Regions from separate parts of the Homo sapiens genome. Here region 1 is linked to region 2. The links are chromatin loops, found by intact Hi-C in ENCODE. Cell type or tissue: PC-9. All regions are shown on one strand. Links, peaks and the distances in the headings refer to the core of each region. The heading gives the core; the rest is flanking DNA.

Region 1 (5,706 bases), core at 707-5,706, 240 kb after region 2:
ATGAGCCACTGCACCTGTCCCAGGATGCAATTTGTTGCACTGAGCACGCAATAACTGTGTGGTGCTTATTTTCCCCCTCAGGTCAGAGAATTAAAGGGAGAAAATGCGATTGGCTCCTCTTATTACTAACTTTAATGGCCTGCTAGCAAAAATTGGGTTTTCCATCCTCCCAACTTTGTTATCTGCTGTTTTAGAGGTTTTAGTTCCCAAAGGAAGAGTGCCTCTACTGGGAACACAACAGCAGTTCTATCAAACCAGAATCTGAGACTCTAATGGGGCCATTTTTAGCTCCTTATGCCACTGAACCTACTGGCAAAAAAAAAAAAAAAAAAAAAAAAACGGGCCGGGCACGTGGCTCACGCCTGTAATCCCAGCACTTTGGGAGGCCGAGGCGGGCGGATCACAAAGTCAGGAGATCGAGATCATCCTGTCTAACACGGGGAAACCCCGTCTCTACTAAAAATGCAAAAACAAAAAACAAAACAAACAAAAAAAAAACATTAGCCAGGCATGGTGGCGGGCGCCTGTAGTCCCAGCTACTCGGGAGGCTGAGGCAGGAGAATGGCGTGAACCCGGGAGGCGGAGCTTGCAGTGAGCCAAGATTGTGCCACTGCACTCCAGCCTGTGCAACACAGCGAGATTCTGTCTCAAAAAAAAAAAAAAAAAAAAAAGCAAGGGGAAGGTGCGGCTTACTCTCCTAGCTAGCATAATTTATTCTGATCCTTAAGGGAAAATTGGGTTGCTACTACATGATGGAAGCAGAGAGGAGTATCATTAGAATTGAACAGGTCCTTTGGGGGCACCTCTTTATACTACTTTGATGAAAAGTTGATAGAAAACTGCAACACCCAATACAGCAGGACTGTAAATGTTACAGACCCTTCAGGAATGAAGGTTTGGGTCATCCTCCAGGAAATCTGGGGTGCCTGTTGAGAGCAGAGAATGCTGAGTGGATAGTGGGAAAAGGAAACTCTAAATACCAGCTATGACCATGTGACCAATTTGCAGAAATGAGTTTGGTAGTAGTTATGAGTGTATTTTTTCTTTGATATGAATTTATTTAAATACGTATGTTTAAACACACACCACCTTTGTTCGTCTTTTCTTTTTTCTCTCATTCTGCTATCTAACATAACGTATTAACTTTATCCATTAGTATTTAAGTTACAGCGTACCAAAGGGGGAATGAGAGTGGGCTAAAAGATAAATCGACATCATCCAAAGATGGATCTCATTTGTGTATCCTTTAGGGCAGCGGTTCCAACCTTTTTGGCACCAGGGACCAGTTTTGCAGAAGACAATTTTTCTACAGACCAGGAGGTGGGGGTGATAGTTTTAGGATGATTCAAGGGCATTACATTTATTGTGCACTTAATTTCTATCATTATTACATTGTAGTATATAATGAAATAATTATACAACTCACCATAATGTAGAATCAATGGGAGCCCTGAGCTTGTTTTCTTGCAACTAGACAGTCCCATCTGGAGGTGATGGGAGACAGTGACAGATCATCAGGCATTAGATTTTCATAATGAACATGCAACCTAGAGCCCTTGCATATGCAGTTCACAATAGGGTTCATGTTCCTGTGAGAGTCTAATGCCATGGCTGATCTGACAGTAGGCAGAGCTCAAGCAATAATGCTAGCTTGCCCACTGCTCACCTCCTGCTGTGCAGCCCGGTCCCTAACAGGCCATGGTCCAGTACTGGTCCATGGCATGGGGGTTAGGGGTCCCTGCTGTAGGAGACTGGATCAATATCTTTTTAGGTATATGAAGGCCTGTTCCATCTTAAGTGGAAACATACTTTTGCTATTATCTTTATCTGGAAGTGGTTAAAAGAGGATATATAGTTACCAAATTGAAAAAGAGGGACTACACTGAATTGCTATGACATTTTCCAAAATTCCCTTTCTCTTGTGATTCTGAATGAGAGTTGGCCAAAAGAGGAGCCTGCATGAAATCTGGAAGGCAGACGTAGAGGTGTAGCTTTCGGAAGTTTCTGGCAGTTGGATGTAGTGATGGATGCAGAGGTCCCCATTGGAACCAAGCTTGTCCTCACTCTCCTTAAATTTCATGTTCTGCCGTCAGAGGCAATAGTTTTCCATAGATCTCTCTAAAAGCTGCCTTTCTGTAGTCCCATTTGGGCAGCTGGAAATGACTGGCCTCTTGGGTTTCCTTGCATGTTTCAACTTGTCCCCTTGTGCCAATATTTTCAGGTGATTCATTACTGACTGCTCAGTGGTATGGTTCATGTAGGAAAGGCATGATAAATCCTTGATTTTTCTCTCTTTATTTAAATAGTTCCCTATCATCTTCCCAAGGTGATCAACTAGCTTTTCCCCCAAATATCTAAACTCATGAATTGAAACATATTTGATCTGTTTTCAATGTGTTGCAATTAATGCCCTTATTAGTGTTCTAATTGGCCATCCTTAGCCACCTCTCAAGTTTTAATATATAATAGTTTTGTTATTTGGTATATAGTATTCTTAAATTTCCATCATTATTTCTCCTTTCACCCATGCATTATTTAAAAATATAGTTTCCTTTTAAATTTTCAAGAGTGTGGGATTATTTATTTTTTATTGGCTCCATATTTTGTTGCATTATGTTTCAAAGATTGTTGTTGTTTGATGCCAATATTTTGAACATTGCTAAAGTACCTTACGGTCATGTACAGAGGTCAACAAATTCTTCTGTAAAGGGCCAGATAGTAAGTATTTTAAGCTTTGTAAGTTTCATTCATTTTTTTCACTGTACTAATTTTTTACTTTACATAATTTGATACCATTAATACTATCTTATTAGATGCATGTTTAGAATTTTTATATCTTCTTGGTGAACTGAGCATTTAAAAATTGTTATGAGTGTCCCTTTTTATACCTAATAATTTTTTAGTCTGAATTTTATATGTTTCTGATAAAAATACAGCCACATTGGCTTTCTTTTAGTTATATCTGCTTATTACATCCTTTTCTTGTCTTCTAAACTTCAAGCTTTATTTTTTCTAACATTTAGGTGGGTCTCTTCTGAACATATAAGTAGATGTTAAAGATCTATTATGACATTACTTGCTTTTTGAGTGTTGTGATTATAGATTTATTTGGATTTGTTTATACTGCATCACTTTAAAATTTCTATTTTTCTCACTTTTGCTGTTTCTCTTTTATCCTTTTATGGAAGAGACAGTAATGATCAGCAAATATTTCTTGTCTGCCCTACATGACACCTGCATTTAGAGGAGGCAACATGAATGATGCTGGGCAATAGGAATGAAAGTGACATGTGTCACTTCTGGTCCAAGGCTGAGTTTGAATTTGGGGGTCTCCATGTGTTCTTTTATCCTGTTGCAACAACTTACAACATGCTGAATGGAAAAGCGTCTATCAATCAAGCCCTTCAATGACTATGTGCAGCAGAGTCTCCTACCAGCCTGCACTGGTATGCGGCAAGAGTGAGAAATAAATTTTCTGTGATGTTGGTGAGTACTGAAGTTAATTTATCACCACGGCATAATGTAGCCTATTGTGACTAATATGTTATCTTGAAATCTTCGGAATGACTGGTTTTTAAAGTCTTCTTTCCCCTTTTTTTCCTTGATTTGGAATGTATTTGGTCTATTTCTATTTACTCTGTGGTTAGTGTGGGCAGAAGGAGGGGTAGGTGGGAGATTTCCATTACTGCTTGTAAGCCCAACATGGAATTTTTTTTTTTTTTTTTTTTTGAGACGAGGTCTCGCTCTGTCACCCAGGCTGGAGTGCAGTGGCGCGATCTCGGCTCACTGCAAGCTCTGCCTCCCGGGTTCACGCCATTCTCCTGCCTCAGCCTCCCGAGTAGCTGGGACCACAGACACCCGCCACCACGCCTGGCTAATTTTTTTTGTATTTTTAGTAGAGACGGGCTTTCACCGTGTTAGCCAGGATGGTCTCGATCTCCTGACCTCGTGATTCGCCTGCCTCGGCCTCCCAAAGTGCTGGGATTACAGGCATGAGCCACCGCGCCCGGCCCCCAACATGGAATTAAAAGTAGGTTTTATTCAGTATCTAATTGTTTTTATTTGTATTATTGTGCCCTTCAGAGTGCTACACCATGCTATTCAAAGTGGAATCCCTTTTCCTTTTTCTTGCGGATAACACAGATACCACCCACCATCAGTCTCCTTTCACGTATGAGACAGGTTCCTAGTGCCCAAGCCAAAATTGTATGGCCAGATGTGCTCCTGATTTCGGATATTTGGATTTAGAAAGGCCATATAGTACACTTCCAAGTCAAACACTCAAATAGTTCAGCAGCCAAATGTGTGAAGAGGATAAATACAAATAATTAAGTATCCTCCAGTAGTTTACATCAGGTTCTGCCACTCAATTGGTTATGAAAAAAACTTGTTTTTAATATTTTTTTGGGATTGCAGATATGGGATTCTTGACCTATATTTCTTTAAATAAGCTACAAAATAATTTATTCACTTATTGATTTGTAAATTGCATTCCAGTCCTAAGGATGAATTCTCATCACTTTAGTGGAAATCTGTGTTTTCCAAGGCTCTTTAGCAGCAGTTAATTTCATATTAGTTTTTACTAACACTATCAGGGTCCCCACAGAGAGGTTATTTCCTCATGACCTCATTCCTGCATCATGTTTATTGATTATAAAATTTAATTTTGGGGACTGGCATGGTGGCTCACACCTCTAATTTCAGCATTCTGGGAGGTGGAGGTGGGAGGGTTGCTTGAGGCCAGGAGTTGGAGACCAACCTGGGCAACGTAGCGAGACCCCATTTCTACAAAAAATTTAAAAAATTAGCTGGGGTTGGTGATGCACACCTGTAGTCCCACCTACTTGGGGGGCTGAAGTGGGAGGATCACTTGAGGCGAGGAGTTCAAGGTTGCAGTAAGCTACGATTGCACCACTGCACTTCAGCTCGGGCAACAGAGTGAGACCCTGTCTCTTAAAAAAATTAATTTTGAATATAAAATTTAAAGGATATTTATTACGTTAATATGTTTTCATAACAGATTGACTAGAAAAGTAAAAAGATCTGGAAGCTATAGCATACGAAGAAAATTTGGAGAAACCAAATATGCTATAGAGTAGAATGTCATGGTGAATGCCAAGTATAGTATAGACTTTTCAAATTATGTAACTTGAGAGGCTTCTTATTCTAATCTTCTATCCAGTAAGAATCTCACCCTAAAGACCTCTCAGTAAATAATCACTGCTCTCTCCTGGAACACCTCAGCTCACTACTTTTTAAGGCAAACCTCCACAATGTTTCCATTGCAAAATTAATAGCTAGGTAGTTTTTCCTTATGTACCCTTCACACCAATCCCTCTAGGACACATGCATACATCTTTTCTCCAGGTTAAATATACTCAGTTCTCTGAAAATATACAAGGGTGGAAATGTTCAAATCTGCAAATTTCAGAACTAATACCCCAAAGTGGACATGATAAAGTGACAGACTAGCACTCACTCTAAGAAAGAATTTTTCTGGTTTTTTTTTATTTGTTGTTGTTGTTGTTTTGTTTTTTGAGACGGAGTTTCGCTCTTGTTGCCCAGGCTGGAGTGCAGTGGCGCAATATTGGCCCACAGCAACTTCCACCTCCCAAGTTCAAGTGATTCACCTGTTCAGCCTCCCGAGTAGCTGGGATTACAAGCATGCGCCACCACGCCCAGATAAATTTTTTTTTTAATTTTTTT
Region 2 (6,420 bases), core at 697-5,696:
GAGCAGCCCCAAAAGGACTAAGGCCAGAACTCAGCTGTGGCTTAATATTTCAGTATTTGTCCTACTATCAAATGGCAGACACATTTTAATTTTCCATAATCTCTTCCAACTGGAAAACATCTGACAAAATCACATATTATCACATACAGTGCCTGTAAATTAGGGTTGGGTGTGGTGGCTTATAATTATAATCCCAATGTTTGTTTTGGGAGGCAGGGGCAGTAGACTTGCTTGAAAGTCCGGGAGTTCAAGACCAGCCCAGGCAACATAACGAGACCTCATCTCTACAAAAAATTTAAAAATTATCCAGGCGTGGTGGTGCATGCCTGTAATCCCAGCTAGTTGGGAGGCTGAGGTGGGAGAATTGCTTGAGCCCAGGGGTTTGGGGCTGCAGTGAGCCATGATCAACCCACTGCACTCAGCCTGGGCGATAGAGTGACAGAGTGAGACTGTATCTCTAGGGGGAAAAGAAGCCAGTAAATCAGGACGAACGAAAGTAGTTTGTGTGCAGCCCCTCCTATGTCTCCCTATAGGTTTACAATCATTTCCATTGCAAATAGGCTGACGACGCCATTGGATTCCTCTGGATTGGGAATGTGATTTTCTAGTGTGTTCATTTTAATAAATTTCAGCAATTAAGAAACGACCTGGTTGTCTTTTACAGTTTCATATAAAGACATTTTGCCCATATGAAGGTGGGTGACATCATGGCAGCCCTCTTGACTCTAGGCGGAAGGCACTCCACTCAGAAGCCTACTGTAGAGCAAAAAGAAAGCGGACAGTTCTCTAACCACAAGCATGGGCGTTTTCACTGCATGTTTCTGTTGCTTCTCTTTTACTGTAATGGTACATTCTACTTCTCATAAAACAGTGAAACGTGAACCAGACCATTTCTCCAATGTAAGGGCTTAACCTGCACTGGGCTGCCATGTTGGTTTTTCGGAGGCATCAAACTAGGACCTAGAATGTTATCTACTTATCAGATGGCAAAAGGAAGGGCAGGGCTTACCAGAGAACACCGTTTCCCTATCAGCTTCAAGAACATTTGTATCCGGCAAACTTTTCCTTTCATAAATGTGAAAACAACCCCAAACAAGCTGCCAATTGATCATTTTAAATGACATTTAATCCAGCAAAGCCAACTTTAGCTGAGTAATAAAAATACGTTGACATTCAGGACATATTGAATTAGTCACTAACGGAGACAGCAATAGGAATTTTGTGGCATAAAGCAGTTGTTTCAAGCTCAGAGTATAAGTGGCTTTTATAACATTATTGATTGTTTTGTTTCTTTGGTAAAAATTATGCCTAGATGATAAAAATAACTGCCTGACCACACAATAGATTTTTTTTCCTTTTTTTTTTTTTTTTTTTAAACAATTGACATTCAAGCCATGTCAGTTATTTTTGTTTCTAAGATTTCTATTAAATAAAAGGCAGATCCTCTTTAGGTTCCTAGATCCTTTAGAGGTTGTTGCCACGGCTCACCTGGAATTTTTCAGCCTTTTCGGAACCCATGCCTGCACAGATACAATGTTCTTTGATCATCAATGTAAATGCATAATACTATATAATAAAGCGCAACACACTCTATAAATAGAAGTTCACTCCACTTCAAAACACCTGAACGTATATGTATAAAATGTTTTTGGATCACAAGGTATTCATTAATTTTAAGTGCATTTTTCTTAAACGAAAGGGCTTTCTTCTATCTCAAGGCACATGGATATTTTAAAGAAATTTCCACTATTTGGATTTTCTTTTCCATGAGAAGTAGTTTATGAAAGTGTTTAGCCCAAGTATAGTTCCCTCTCCTTCCTGCTGGGTGAGGTACCCTCGGTATCCGCAGCTAAAGGCATTGTAAAAAATCCCTTCCTGTGGTTAAGGAGAAATATTTTCACTCCCACGTCTGTCTCTTACCAGAGACTCATTGTATAAACTTATTGAGCAGAGATTGTAAAAAGATGGGCAATTCACACATAACCAACATGGTTTCTAAAGAAAAAAACCACGCTAGACAAAACTGATGCCTTAAAAAACTTTGAGTAGGAAAGTCAAATTATTGACATAGGGAATGTTTAATGATTGTGGTTAATTTAAATTTCAGGAAAGCTTCTAAGAAAGTCATTTTATGTTCTTTTAACTGCCCAAGTGGAATTTTAAAGAAGGCCTGCAAATGACAGTGTCATGGGCATAATTACCAGAAGAGAGGCTGAGTGTCCCTGTTACATTTTTTGAAATTTATTACCTAAAAATTAACGTTTATTTCCAGTTCAGCAACAAAACACGCAAAGTAGCATATGAAAAAAAAAGTTGCTACTAAGCTTTACAAATATGGTTCTGAACTGGGGGCATGTGGCAATATCTGGAGGCATTTCTGGTTGTCACACTGGGGTGCAGGGTGCTCCTAGCATCTAGTGGGTAGAGGCCAGGGATGCTGCTGAATCTCTTACAATATAGTAAGCAACCCCACAAATTATTATTTGGCCCAAATATCGAGAGTGTTGAGAAACCCTGCTTAGAGAAACACGGTTTACAACATTCAGGGGGCCATCTGCTGCTTGTTTTTTTTTTTTTTCCCCTCCTCCTCCTCTATTCTAGATCAGCCATTACCTAGAAGCAGAAAGTTGGTCAATCCAGTGCAGCCAGGTGTGTGTTGATACGCAGAGGTGTGTTTACAATGGGCAATTGCTTGTGCTTTGCCGTGGCTTAGGAAAACAGAAAACATATGTGCACGGTGGCACGCTGGGGGAGGGAGAAGTGGAGGCAAATAATACAAAAATCTACGCTTCCTGGCTTCCTGGGGCAGAAGAACCACAGCTGCAAATGAGGCTGGACCTTTTCACCTGTGATTACATAAGGTGTGGAGAAGGCTTGGAAACACCGGTATCCGAAACTCACAGCCTGCAGCTGAGATCCAGCCCGCAGTCAGAACCTAATAAGGCCCAGCCTCCGCTTTGCTCAGGTGTGGGTGCAGCCTGGGAATTCACATCCAGGGACTGCAGGGAGGTAGGACTCTGTATTACAGCACTGTGCGCCCTTACACAAACTGGAATTTCCAGTCTCCTCAAGCCCCTTCTATTATTTTCCACTCAGACACCATGCTGTTGATGTTTTTTTATCTTTTAAAAACATTGTCCTGAAACTTCCTCCTCTTTTAGGGCTCTTTGATTTCTCAGTTGTTCACACTGAAAATCAAATGCAGTGACTCAGCCGCTGGGAATATTCCTGCTGGAGTGATGGCTCCTCCCCTCCCCAGTGCTCATCTTATTCATCCCCTCCAAATATGGACAGCAGGCAAAGCTTCAGGGAGGGGAAGCAGGAGCACAAAAGTAAATCTCCAAGGAAATAAGAAAACGGAGGTGGCCTTGAAGGGCACCCCACACAGGCCTTCCCTGTCAGTGCCCTGCGTGGCTCTGCAGGCAGTTGTGCTGGCTGTACCCACAGCTCCCACACAGTCCCTCTCAGATGGGCAGGATGGCAGCTCAGCAGTGAGGCAGGGGGGGACAGTGACACGTAGCAATTAACTTTCTTGTGCCATGCATTCACATGTTGTCTCATTAACAGTCAAAAGGGCCCAGAAATGGGTATTACTATTCTCAATATTACAGATAAGGAAAGAAGGGCTCAGGGACATTATGCACCTGCTTGGGAGTCAAGAACCGGATTCCAATCATGCTGACTTCGCAGTCCAAGCTTTTGCCACAGGCCCACACTGCTTCCCTAGGACTGTTCGGGGCCATCTGTCTCCAGGAGCTCTTGAGGGTACTGGGCTACAGAGGTCTACAGAAGGGCATCTCCCTGAGATAGTGTGGGAGGAAGCGGCTCTTTCACCTGGTACTAAAACACTGGAATCCCTGTGGCTTCTGGGGACATCCCACAACCCTATCTTTTCTTTCCTGCAAACACAGATATTTATGCACAGATGCATGTGTGCGAAGGTGCACATGTGTCTGCACACCCCACACCTTCCAACAAAGGCCGAGGGCTGAGACTTGCCCCCAGCACTTTCATGCAATCCCTTCACACTTCTCTTTTACGAGGTCTTTTAGCTGTCAAGGCTGCTCCTGAGGCTCATGTACAAAATTAAAAAAAAAAAAAAAAGTCTATAGGCTTCCTTTGAAACAAATTCACAGCAGCATTAAACACTGTGGGAGGAAGTGGAGACAGAAGCAAGATGCCAGAATACAGTGACTTCTCCCAGTCCTTGAAGCCCCTGAGGATAAGCCTCAAACTGCTTTCTCTGGAGTTTCATACTTTTTTCTTCATCTTACTTCAGAGGCTTCCCTAATTGAATCTTTGTATATATATAATTCATCCAGTCAATAAAACCAAATCAAGAAAGTACATTGTTTTAGTTGGGTGACAAATAAGCAATGCAAGAGACTTGATGTCTCGCTGATTAGAATCTTTTTGTTTCTGTTAAGGATGTAACCTTGAGAGATAGTAAAAGTATTTTTTAAAGTCACAAAAGGCTACCTTTAAAGATTCCAAGGATTGCTGCGAAGTGTGTTCTAAGAGGGTTGGGAGTGAAGAGATCTTGAGCTGAGAGGAAATTCTGTGTCTTGCCTGCTGTAGGATTAATGACCCAACTGACCAGCGATAGCCTCACAAATCGAGAAGTTCATGTTCACAAAGATGGAGAGACTTCAGCAAAAGTTGTGAGAGAAACACAAGAAAGGAGATATTCTCTATTTGGGTAGGCCATGGCCTTTGAACACGTAAATCTGTACAGATTTAGGTCCCCACTTTTGGGTAGCAAATGAGGGGTTATGAAATGAATGGATTATAAAACAATTGTCAGTGTACCAACGAATCTTCTTCCTCAGCAGAGTTTTGGATTAAGGCCAAGGAAGAGACAGGCAGACAGGAAATCTGGTGGCTCAGGTTTTAACGGAATTAAAGTACTTTAAGAGAAAACTAAACTGACTGAAAAGTGTTCGTTTAAGATTTAGCTGTCTATAGTTAAAGCAGGAGCTTAGTTTGTGTCATGGCATAAAGCAAGAGGACATTGCCTTCCACCAGCAAGGATACGAAATTTGGCATTTAGAGATGCAGTGCCCTATCATCTAGAACAATGCCTGGCACATGAGCAGACTGGCAATAATTTTTGAATCAATGAATGAAGAACTGTATAATCCAAAGTGCAAATAAATCGTTTCTTTTACGTAGCTAAATACTTAGTATTTTATTTATGTTAATGATATTATCGTAACTATTCTGGTTGGTCTGAAAATATAGCCTGCAGTCCAGAACCTGTCTCCTCTCTTACATAACTTGTTATTGTTCCTTTCACATGTCTCAAACATGCCTTGTCATCTAAAGTGCAAATAATTCCTTGGGAGCAAGGGCACTGTTTTCTAAGTCTGCATCCTACATTGCACCTATGATTCCAAGCACACTGACCACCACGTACACAATGTTGCAAGGCAGAGAGCATCAAACGTTTTCTGTAAAGGGCCAACTAATAAATGTTTTAGGTGTTGCTGGCCATGCAATCTCTGTTGTAACTACTCAACTCTGCCACTGCAGCATGGAAGCAGACATAGGCAATACCAAATAAATGGGTTTGGCTGTTTTCCAGGAAAACTTGATTTAAAAAAAACGCATGGTGGCTGGATTTGGCTCACACTTTGGGCCACAGTTTTCAATCTTTGCTCTAGAGTCCCAGACCAGAAGGAAACAATAATTTTGGGAAAAACACTGAACAGAAGCTCGAGGCTAGACTCTTGATGTGTCTCAATCTCAGTTCCTTCACCTGTAAAAGGCCCTTCTACCTTTGAAATCAAGTCCAAATAAGGAATTTCAATACATACTGAAAACATGACTCACGGATGACTACAGTCACACCTCAGCCACCTACAGGTGCTTGTGGCCAATATACTTTCTGGCTTTGAAACACACTGGTGGGACACAAGCCAGTAAAACTTTTGTAGGTAAAGTTTTAGAAGATTGACAGATGCTTTCTGCTAGGCTCCTTGCTCCTAAATAGCCCATTCTTAAAGATACCAAGTAGAAAACAAGCACAGAAAGAGGCAACTTTTTCACTATTCCATACAGCGTTGGCTGCTGGATTCAAAATAAGACCCCAGCAATCTTGTCTCACTCCGTCTTGTGCTAAACTCTCTCCCATAAACACTAGCCATTCCAACCTGGTAAATTCTTAATAACAGTTCTCCTTATCCTTTGCAAAGTAAGTGACACCTTTAAAAATAAGCTACTTGTTATATTTAAAAAGATGTCATTTGTGATTTGTATTTAAACTGTCAACCACCTACTGAATTTCCTTTCTTGATTATTTTAGTTTTTCCATATGGTAAATACCTAACAGACATAAATTTGCATGTATCTTTTTTTTTTAATTATACTTTAAGTTTTAGGGTACATGTGCACAATGTGCAGGTTTGTTACATATGTATA

Evidence for each region. A loop is a pair of places that touch in the nucleus more often than their neighbours do. Peaks named below come from ENCODE experiments on the same cell type or tissue, not always from the same donor. Only the 100,000 strongest peaks of a DNase experiment are listed, where the experiment ranks them.
Region 1: a loop joins it to region 2, with 7 times the contacts of the local background. A loop is called at or near these places in 22 of 110 quality-filtered maps.

What each region holds. Positions count from the first base shown.
Region 1 is chr12:11,632,023-11,637,728 of GRCh38, reverse strand. No RefSeq gene overlaps it. Among named protein-coding and RNA genes, the nearest start is that of ETV6, 15 kb to the left of the region's middle. In PC-9, for the core only: no CTCF peak of the experiment used is centred there; a DNase peak (open chromatin) is centred at 3,568; H3K27ac peaks cover 536 bases.
Region 2 is chr12:11,874,987-11,881,406 of GRCh38, reverse strand. The region is part of intron 5 of ETV6 (ETS variant transcription factor 6); the gene reads right to left. Among named protein-coding and RNA genes, the nearest start is that of BCL2L14, 190 kb to the left of the region's middle. RefSeq lists an enhancer at 2,373-3,170 and a silencer at 5,911-5,960. In PC-9, for the core only: no CTCF peak of the experiment used is centred there; a DNase peak (open chromatin) is centred at 3,056; H3K4me3 peaks cover 1,867 bases; H3K27ac peaks cover 4,828 bases.